Regions from separate parts of the Homo sapiens genome. Here region 1 is linked to region 2. A link is a contact called in ENCODE Hi-C or POLR2A ChIA-PET data. All regions are on one chromosome and are shown on one strand. Each heading gives the region's core, a stretch centred on a gene start or an enhancer-like site at or near the end of the contact. The rest is flanking DNA. Distances are from core to core; before and after follow the strand shown.

Region 1 (5,082 bases), core at 573-3,072, 250 kb before region 2:
TCTTGGTATGTTGATCAGGCTGGTCTCAAACCCCTGGCCTCAAGAGATCCTCCTGCCTCAGCCTCCCAAAGTGCTGGGATTATAGGCATGAGCCACTGGACCTGGCCCACTACTCTTTTTGTCTGTCTCCCCAGATCTATTTTTGTCTCTTACTCCAGGGCTCTCTCGGAGCTTCCCAACCCATCCCTCTTGCCTCCCCCTAAATCTTTCCATCCCTTTCTCACGTCCCTCTTTCTTGGCCTTGTAATGTCTGTGTGTCCTCTCTGCCCCAGGCCCCCTTTTCTCTGGATTCCTCCAAGCTCCCCGCTTTCCCCAGGGACTCCTCCCCAGAGGAGGTGGCTCCATCCCTAATTCTATTGACTCTACAGCTAAGAGGGAGCTTTTCCTCGCCCAGTTTCAATTCCCTCTGGGGCTCTGGCAAGACAGACTGGGAACTTTTACTTAAGGGGACAGCACCCATCTCCAGGCAGACGCTGGTCCTCGGGGGCCAAGCCCAGCACCCTCGGGACCTGGCATCTTTCCGTCCACCCCCGGCCAGCTAAGTCGCCCTCTGCGTGCTCACTCGCTCTCATGCTGTCATTTCTTTTTCTTTTCTTTTCACGGAGTGTCTCGCTCTGTCGCCCAGGCTGGAGTGCAGTGGTGCGATATCGGCTCACTGCAACCTCTGCCTCCTGGGTTCAAGATTTTCTCCTCCTCAGTTTCCCACGTAGCTGGGATTACAGGCTCGCGCCACCATGCCTGGCTAATTTTTTGTATTTTTAGTAGAGATGGGGTTTCACCATGTTGGCCAGGCTGGTCTCAAACTCCTGACCTAAAGTGATCCCCCTGCCTTGGTCTCCCAAAGTGCTGGGATTACAGGTTTGAGCCACTGAGCTTGGCCTCTTTTTGTTTTCTTCTTTTTTTTTAGAGATGAAGTCTCGCTTTGTCACCCAGGCTGGAGTGCAATGGCGTGATCATAGCTCACTGTAACCTCGTATTCCTGGGCTCAAGGAATCCTCCCACCTTAGCCTCCTGAATAGCTGGGACTATAGGCACACCTGGCTAATTTCTGTATTATTAGTATTATTATTTGTAGCGATGGGGTCTCCATATGTTGCCCAGGCTGGTCTTGAACTCCTGGCCTGAAGCCACCCTCCAGTGTCAGCCTCTTAAAGTGCTGGGATTACGGGCGTGAGCCACCACCACTGGGATTACAAGAATGAACCACGGCGCCCAGCCCTGTCTCATTTCTTTCTCCATGACATCAGGCGTCTTCTGAGGTCTTGCAAGGGGGCGGATGGGGGGGCAGCTGAGAGCAGGGAATCACCTGCATCGCCCTTCCCCTCCCTACTCCCAGAGGAAGCTCTGGCCACAGGATGGTGTTGATGTGACAAACAGCATTTATTCCAGACTCCAGTGTCCACAGATGATGGGGTGGGGCGGAGGTAGGGCGGGGGCAGGAGTGGGACCAGGGGCGGGGTGAGGGGGGGGAATCCAGTGTCAGACTCTGCAGCAAGACGTCAGGTGGGGGGACCAGCAGGGGAGGCGGGAGGTAAAAATAGCTCCGGCCAGCCGACCCTCGGAGCCTTGTCCCAGGCTGGGCCTTGGGCTTGGGTCCAGGAGCTATTCTGGGGCCTGGGAGAGTCACATTCCCTGGAGGAAGGCCCCCTCCCACCCACCCACCCTCCCTCTCCTTCCCTCCCGGAGGCAGGCAGCCACTGTGGGTCCCTGCCTTGCCGGCAGAGGAAGGAAGGGAGGGCTGGGCAGGGAGAGGGAAGAGGGAAGAGGGAAGGCGGGGGCGGGCATGGCGTGAGCAGGGCTGGTTCTCTGATGCCTGCAGCTCCAGGTCCAGGGACAGCCTCTAGGAGGTTCTTGGCTCAGCACTGGGGAGCGGATGGAGAGGTCAGCCTGTGCCCACGGGCGTGCTCCACTGCCCAGCAGGTCCCTCTCACCAGGGGGCCCAGGCCCTCACCCACCTCGTCTCCGAAGCCCCCGCTGCCACCCCTGGCTCCTCCGGAGGCACCTCCCATGAGAAGGCCGGTCTGCTCTGGTTGCTCCGACCCCGAGTGGCTCAGCCCTGGCTCCCCTGGCGGCCTGGGGGGAGGAGGCAGCGGGCGGAGGCGTCGTGTTGGAGGTGCACACGGCAGGGGGAGGAACTGAGGATGGGGGTGGGTGGGACTAGGATGCGGCTGGGGATGGAGGTGAGGATGGGGGTGTGCTGGGTGGGGATGGCATAGGGATGGGGTAGGGGCTGGTAATGGCACTGGGGTTAGGGTTGGGCATGGGGATGCAGATGCTATTGGGGTTGGAGGTGGGAATGTAGCTGGAGTTGGCTTTGGGATCGGTCTGGGATGGTTACGGATTGGAGGTGAGGACGGCCATGTGGTTGGGGCTGGAGACAAGGTTAGATGAGGAGGAGCTTGGGGAGGCTTAGGGGTTGGATTTGGAGTCAGGAATGGGGACAAGATTGGGGATGGGGACATGGGTGAAGTTGGCTTCGGGACGGTGGAGGACTAGGGTTGGGAAATGGCTAGGTGAGGGCTGGATGGTGAGAGATAGGCTTGGAGGATAAATTGGAGTTAAGGGTGAGCTCAGGGGGATGATGGGTGTTGGGGCTGGAGGTTGGGGGAGGATGGGGATGTGGCCAGGGCTGGAGAGGAGCTTAGTTGAGGATGGTTTGAAGGGGGTTATGGATTGGAGTTGAGGGGAGATTGGGGGCAGGGTTGGGATTGGAGACAGGCATGGAGTTGGGGATGAGGCTGAGCTAGGGGCAGGAGAGGTGATTAGGGAAGGGGATGGTGTTGAGTTTGGCTTGGGGATGGGTTTGGGGATGGCCCTGGGTTGGGTTTGGGGCTGCAGTTGGGGATGAGGATGAGTTGGGGATGGCTGTGGATTAGTCTGGGGCTGGGTTTGGGGCTGTAGTTGGGGATGAGGATGGGTTGGGGATGGAGGTGGATGTGGTGGGATGTGGGGTGGAGGATAAGATGTGGTTGAGGTTATGGGTTGAGCTTGGGGTTGAGGGTGGGGATGGGGTTAAGCTATGGTGGTCATTGCAGATAGCAGGCCACTCACGGAGCCCCCTTCTCCCGCCGCTGGCGGCAGCAGGGGCCCCCTTTGCGTCTCACGCAGTAGAAGACAGCAACGACGAGGAGCAGGAGGCCCACGCTGACGGCCACGGCCATGACGGCCACTCCAGCCTGGGAGGTCTGGGGGCTCACTGCAGGGACAGGATGGAGAGAGGCGTGGGTCAGGCAGTGGGCTCTGTCTGCCCCACACCCGGCTCCTCTGCCACCACCTCAGTCACTCACCGGTGCCGAAGTGGAAGACATGGCGCTTGTTCCCGTGGGGGTTGGAGGCTTCACAGGAGATGCCATCGCGGCTCAGGGCGCTGGTCACTTTCAGGGTCAGAGAGCTGCTCACCCAACCCTGCCGTCCGGGGATTGGCTCTGCGGGCTATGGAGGCTCCGATCAGGCCCCGGCTGGTGGGGTCAAGGGGTGGGGTCAAGGGCAGAGGTGAACGACGTCCAGTCTCCCAGGAAGTGGAAAGGAGGGTGTGATACTTGGATGAGTGAGAGGGGGCTCAGGGTGGAGAGGAAGGTCCCTTACGCTGCCCCCCAATTGGCTCCAGCTGAGTTTGGGGTCTGGATGGCCGCGGGCAGAGCAGATGAGTGTGACTTCGTCTCCTTCCCTCCAGCTGCCATCTGCCTTGGGCTCTATTTCCGCTGTCTTTAGCTCTGGCGAGCCTGTGGGTGGTGGGGATGGGAAGAAAGTGAAGGGAGAGGAGAGAGAGAGAGAAGAGAGGCATCGAGCAGAAGATGGAGTCCCCAGCCAGGGACTCAGGAACTCGTCCTGTTTGTCCAGGTCCCACACCCCACACTGTCCCCATCCAAGCCCACCCCCTCCCTGCCCCCTGAACCTTGGACCAGCAGCGTGAAGTTCTGGGTGCGGCTGAGGACCGGGACTGTGGGCAGGGAGGCCTCACATACGTAGGTGCCATTGGAATCGAAGGTGATAGAACTGAGCGACAGCATGGGGCCATCGCCCAGGGGAGTGGAGTCCTGGGAAGGGCAGAGGAGGAGGAGGACGCTGTGAGAGGGCGAGGAGTGAGGGGAGAGAGGAGGGTGCGAGTGCAGGGCCCGAGGGGGCTCCTCTCCCTCTCACCTTGGTCCAGCGTAGGGCAGGGGTGGGCAGGCCGTGCACGGAGCAGTTCACGACTGCACTGCTGTTTAGAGGTAAGGAAAGCACCTTCCCCTCGCTGAGCTCCAGGGGGTCCAGATCTGCAGTGGGGGACAGTCTGTCACTCGTCCCAGACCGCCACCCACTCAATTAGGGGCTCTCCAGGGGCGGTCGGGGGTGCAAACATGAATGGACAGTTGGAAGCAGAGAACAGCAAGTAATCCTCCTGGTTTACCCCATCTCCATGAAATCTCCATTCTCCCATCCAGGCTCTCCAACCAAAAATCTAGCAGTCTAACCCCAACATTGACATGCCCAAGTCAATTACTTTTCTTCAGAGCTGACATCTGAGCCCAAGGTTAATGAATAACCTTAGGTGTGGAAGGTGTCCCTTCTGTGACTTTAGCACACAAACCTTTTGCTCAAACCCCAACCTGTGGGGTAACCTCCCTGTTACCCCCAAACATCTTTTCTGCAAAGTTTTGTTTTTGAATAGAGACAAGGTGTTGCTATGTTGGCCAGGCTGGGTCTCAAACTCCTGGCCTCAAGTGATCCTCCTGTCTTGACCTCCCAAAAGTGCTAGGATCACAGGCGTGAGCCCCTGCTCCTGGCCTCAGCAAGTCTTTATCTGGTCTGCTCCCAGGACAAATCCTCTGGCTTCCTGCCACCTCTGGCCCCAGGTTTGACTGTCCCAACCACCTCTTCACTAGCCTGCTCCTCCCTCTTGTCCATCCTCCACTGAGCAGCTAGAGGGACCTCTTTAAAACATCCACTGGTCAGGCCGGGCACGGTGGCTCATGCCTATAACCCCAGCACTTTGGGAGGCCGAGGCGGGTGCATCACCTGATGTCAGGAGTTCGAGACCACCCTGGTCACATGGTGAAACCCCATCTCTACTAAAAATCCAAAAGCTAGCTGGGCATAGTG
Region 2 (4,939 bases), core at 1,420-3,919:
AAGCTTCTTGGAGGAGGTGACATCTGAATTTATCCTGGAAGGAAGAGCAGGAGTTAATTGGCAAGGGGAGGGCAGGAATTTACAAATGTAAAAAGCCCAGAGGAAAGAAAAACAGTGCACATTCTCCATGATGTGGATTTAATCTGAATGGCATGTGCTGTTCAAGCAAGTGATCAGCAAAAGACAGGACTGGGGACAGGGCCAATGGATAGATCAGGAAGGGTCATGTGTATAAATTTATTTTGCACATCACAGGTTATTTTCTCAGGCTGAATTCCTGAAAATAAAATAGCTAAGTCAGATTTTAATTCTTGATACATGGCATAAAATTGCCCTTCGAAATTATTGTGGCAATGTAGCCTGCCATGAAATGTACATGAGAGTGCCCATTTCTGAACATCCTTGCCCACACTGGGCATTATTGTTTTAAGATGCTTTGGTGATTTTATATTACTAAAGGTTTCCAAGGGGAGGGTAGACATTGAAGTCCTGGGGACAATGGTGTTTGAGGAAGAGGGGCCTGGAGGGGTGTGCAGGGAAGATACCAGTTGGGAAGGAGGGGAGGTAAGAAGGGAAGAGACTGGTTTGTGGATTCGACATGTAACAGAGGCAACTCCTAATGTCTTTTAGGTTTGAGATGCTTCTGATGGGGAAGAAATCTCAATTAGAAAACAAGACTTCCTGAGAAGGTCCCCATCCTTAACCCTGAAGTGACAGGAAGCTCATCACCTCCCCTCCTGAACAGCCTATTACACTATCTGGTCCCACAGACACGTTTCTGTTACCATCCATACTAGTTTCCAGCGGTGGTTTTGGCAAATTATTTAGGTTGGTGCAAAAGTAATGGCAAAATCTGCAATTACTTTTGTACCAACCTCATACTACAAACTTGTTAACCTAAAACAACAGCATTTTATTCTCTCACTGCTCCAGAGGGCAGAAGTTGAAATCAAGGTGTGCATAGGCCGAGCTCCCTCTGCAGGTTCTAGGAGGAACCTCCCTTGACACTTCCAGCTTCTGGTGGCCCCAGGTGTTATTCAGCTGATGGCTGCATCAGTCCAGTCCCTGCCCCAGTGTTCACATGGCCTTATCCTCTGTGTATCTGTGTATCCGTGTCTTCTCCACTTCTCTCTCTCTCTGTCTTTTTTTTTTTTTTTTTTGAGATGGAGTCTCACTCTGTTGCAAGGCTGGAGTGCAGTGGCGCAATCTCGGTTCACTGCAACCTCCATCTCCTGGGTTCAAGCGATTCTCCTGCCTCAGCCTCCCGAGTAGCTGGGATTACAGGCACCTGCCACCATGCCTGGCTAATTTTTGTATTTTTAGTAGAGACAGGGTTTTGCCATGTTGGCCAGGCTGATCTCAAACTCCTGACCTCAGGTGATCTGCCCATCTCTGCCTTCCAAAGTGCTGGGATTACAGGCATGAGCCACCTTGCCCGGCCTTCCTCTTCTCTCTCTTATAACAACACTTTGTCATTGGATTTAGGGCATAGCTGGACAATCCAGCATGACTTCATCTCAAGATCTTTAACTTAATTACATCACGAGGATCCCTTTCCAAATAAGGCCATATTCTCAGGTCCTGGGTGGACATATTTTTTTTAGGGGGCCACCATTCAACCCCCTAAACCATCATGATCATCTTTTTTTTTTTTTTTCTTTTGAGACGGAGTCTCGCTCTGTCACCCAGGCTGGAGTGCAGTGGCGCGATCTCGGCTTACCGCAACCTACGCCTCCTGGATTCAAGCGATTCTGCTGCCTCAGCCTCCTGAGTAGCTGGGATTACAGGCATGCACCACCATGCCTGGCTAATTTTTGTATTTTTAGTAGAGACGGGGTTTCACCATGTTGGTCAGATTGGTTCCGAACTCCTGACCTCGTGATCCGCCCACCTCGGCCTCCCAAAGTGCTGGGATTACAGGCATGAGCCACCACGCCCAGCCGGAAATTCTTTTTTTCTTTTGAGACGGAGTCTTGCTCTGTTGCCCAGGCTGGAGTGCAGTGGCACAATCTCAGCTCACTGCAACCTCCACCTCCTGGGTTCAAGTAACTCTCCTGCCTCAGCCTCCTGAGTAGCTGGGACTACAGGCGCGTGCCGTGCCACCACACCCGGCGAATTTTTTGTATTTTTAGTAGAGACAGGGTTTCACCGTGTTAGCCAGGATGGTCTTGATCTCCTGACCTCATGATCTGCCTGCCTCCACCTCCCAAAGTGCTGGAATTACAGGCGTGAGCCACTGCGCCCGGCCAGGAAATTCTTAACACTTGGAACCCCGCCTTCATCCCTAACTCCTGCAGCATTAGATCCACCACCCATCATGTGTTTAATAAATGCAGGTTGAACCAGATCCTGCTCCAGGAGTTACAGTGTGATTATGTAGCAGTACAATCTGGTTCAACTTTTATGTAACAAAGTTGTAAGTTGTTTTTAGGTTGCCATGGACCCTCAGGTCACATAAACTGAGCATGCCCAGGTGAACCAAGTACGCAACCACAGGGGAACCTAAGCATTTGGACCAAGGAGCAGGGACAGAATTAAGAAGCAGACATAACATGGCAGGATCCAGGAGCCAATCAGATCAAGCCCTGGCATCACCCCATCATGGCAGGATCCAGTCAGATCATGCCTCCTGGCATCACCTCATTGCAAGATCCAATCACATCATGCCTCCTTACCCTATGCTTATAAAAATCCTGACCCTGCCCCCAGTGTTGGGAGCCGAAAAGGCCAAAGGGATCGTGACCAACTCAGCATTCCGCTGGAGGCTATATGATCAAATAACAAACTGTTTATCATGAATGCAGGATGTGGGCAAACTCACACTGCCCTGCCACCAAAAGGTTTGCTGAGGGACATCATTCCCGGGCTCCGGGCTCCTTGAAGTTATCTACTGAGAATATTAGCGCCTATTGCTCAAAGGATGCAATCTCGAAAGCCTGCTGTGAACCAAACGCCCGACTGACAATTACTCGACAATCACTCCCCACTTTCTCACTATCTCTTTTGCCTAATAAATATGGAGGGCCGTGTAAAGCTCAGGGCGCTTGTCCACTAGAGGCAAGGTGCCCCCTGACCCTTTCTTCCAAATATACTTCTTTGTCTCTTGTCTTTTATTCCCATGTTTGCCCCACTTTGTTCAGTCCAATAGGTCCGCGGCACCCCAGCTCAGAGAGGTTACTGCTTTGGGAACTATCCCTAGTGTGCTCTTTACTTGTTGCAAGTAATAAAATCCCCATGCTAAATCCTCTTTGGTTGCAGTCATTGGGTTGATACCTGCCAAGTGTCTGAACCCACCTGATGCGTGGGTAACAACTGTTGTCAAATGTGTGAGTCTCTCTTGGGAAGAGCAGGAAACACCGTGCTGGTGGGCAGCAGTTGCCTGACTTTATCTTCTCACCCCGAAATCCACCCCCTCACTTATTTCAGTGATTTGAAGTGTCATGAGCCTCCCACCACCGGGCCTTTGCTTACACTCTTCTCTCCATTTGCAACACTCTTTATGTCAGGTGGGGATTTGGTTCAGCTGCATAAAATAGAAACTCAAATAACAGTGGTTTAGTTAATAAAGGAGTGTAGTTCTCTCTCATGTAAAATAAGTTGTGGTTGGTTGATCACAGACACGGCTCCGATTCTCTACTCTCTGTATCGAAGCACCTTGTAATGTGACTTTACAGCTTCTCCCACAAACAGGTGGAGCCTGTTTTCCTGTACCCTTGAATCTTGGTTGACCTCATGACTTGCTTTGACCAAAACAATGAGGTAGAAATAATAAAGTGGCAGTCCTGAGCCCAGGCCACAACAAGTCTTGTGCATTTTTGTCTGTCTCTCGAAGTTCCTAGGTTTTAGAGAGGTTTGTTACATGGTGATAAGTAACTGATACAGACATCTCAGTGTGGTCTGGTGACTTCATGGTCACCAGGTACCCATGCTGTGGGATAATTAAGGAATCAGAGGGACCAAGGGGTTGAGGAGGAATTATTTAATTATTTAGGTGCACCGACCCAGTCAGATTAACATCCAAAGGACTGAGCCCCGAACAAAGAGTCAAGCTACCTTTTAAGCATTTCGTGGGGTGGGGGGAGTTCTGTGCAGGGGGAAGCGTATTACAGAAGCAAGAATTAAAAACAGTTATTCAGTTAAGACATGCATTACATTATTTCTTACTTTTCAAGGAATAATATGTTTTACGACTTGAGATTATCTGTCTAATGACCTTGCAGCTGCACAGCTAGAGAAAGAGTCTTCACAATGCCTGGGAAAGGGAGCGATAAGGCTCACTAGCCACAGACAGAAAAACAGGCAGTTAATTTTAAAGGACTCCAGCTGTTTCTCTTCCTCAAGGGGAATTGGGTTTTCTTACATACAACTGAGTTTTTGCTTAGACAGTCTTTAATTTCTTTTGATTCCTGTTCCACGCAAGCTCCTTCTATGTTTCTGTTCCATTATATCAGACATAGCTTCCTTCCTTAAGTCAGTTCGTCATTCAGAATGGCTGCTGGAGCTCCAGTCATTACACTCTTCCTCACTGTCTTTGTCTACTTAATTCTGACCCATCCTTTAGATCACAGATGAAACATCAGATCTTCAGAAGAACATCTCTAATTCTCATAGCATGATGTATTTTTACTACATACCGCTTATCCTTGAAATCTGGGTAACTTGCAGCGTAACTGGCTCTGTCATTTACTAACTGTATGACTTGAACAAATGACTCTTCTTCTCTGAGCGTCAGTTTTTCTATCTATAAAATGGGGACAGCAAGAGATCCTGCTTCATGGAGTGAGAATTAACTGAGATAATTCAGTGTATGCCTGGCGATAGTAACTGCTGAACAACTGGCAGGTAGAATAATGTTTCCAAATTTGAGAGGTAAAACAGTGGAATGGGAAGGACCATGAACAGTGGATCCAGCCTGCAAAGGTTCAAATCCTGGTTCTGC

Evidence for each region. A loop is a pair of places that touch in the nucleus more often than their neighbours do. ChIA-PET counts read pairs that join two places held with the same protein, here RNA polymerase II (POLR2A). Pooled maps may share reads with other maps.
Region 1: a loop to region 2 is called in a map of esophagus squamous epithelium, with 2.7 times the contacts of the local background. The contact joins two enhancer-like sites. A Hi-C loop is called at or near these places in 2 of 168 maps with a recorded cell type or tissue (GM23248 and esophagus squamous epithelium) and 1 of 50 pooled maps. POLR2A ChIA-PET finds 5 or more read pairs at or near these places in 2 of 52 experiments (MCF 10A and naive thymus-derived CD8-positive, alpha-beta T cell).

The regions. Positions count from the first base shown.
Region 1 is chr19:44,817,696-44,822,777 of GRCh38, reverse strand. It overlaps BCAM (basal cell adhesion molecule (Lutheran blood group)), which reads right to left. Exons shown (of 15, transcript NM_005581.5): 9 at 4,141-4,256; 10 at 3,896-4,037; 11 at 3,586-3,722; 12 at 3,288-3,432; 13 at 3,052-3,196; 14 at 1,956-2,073; 15 at 1,357-1,862. The coding sequence ends at 1,857. Among named protein-coding and RNA genes, the nearest start is that of BCAM, 11 kb to the right of the region's middle. RefSeq lists a silencer at 4,712-5,006. Within about 2 kb of position 1,822, at least 12 of the 41 ENCODE cell types and tissues checked have a DNase peak (open chromatin) inside an H3K27ac peak, as active enhancers do.
Region 2 is chr19:44,573,166-44,578,104 of GRCh38, reverse strand. No RefSeq gene overlaps it. Among named protein-coding and RNA genes, the nearest start is that of IGSF23, 38 kb to the left of the region's middle. RefSeq lists a silencer at 830-1,124. Within about 2 kb of position 2,669, at least 2 of the 41 ENCODE cell types and tissues checked have a DNase peak (open chromatin) inside an H3K27ac peak, as active enhancers do.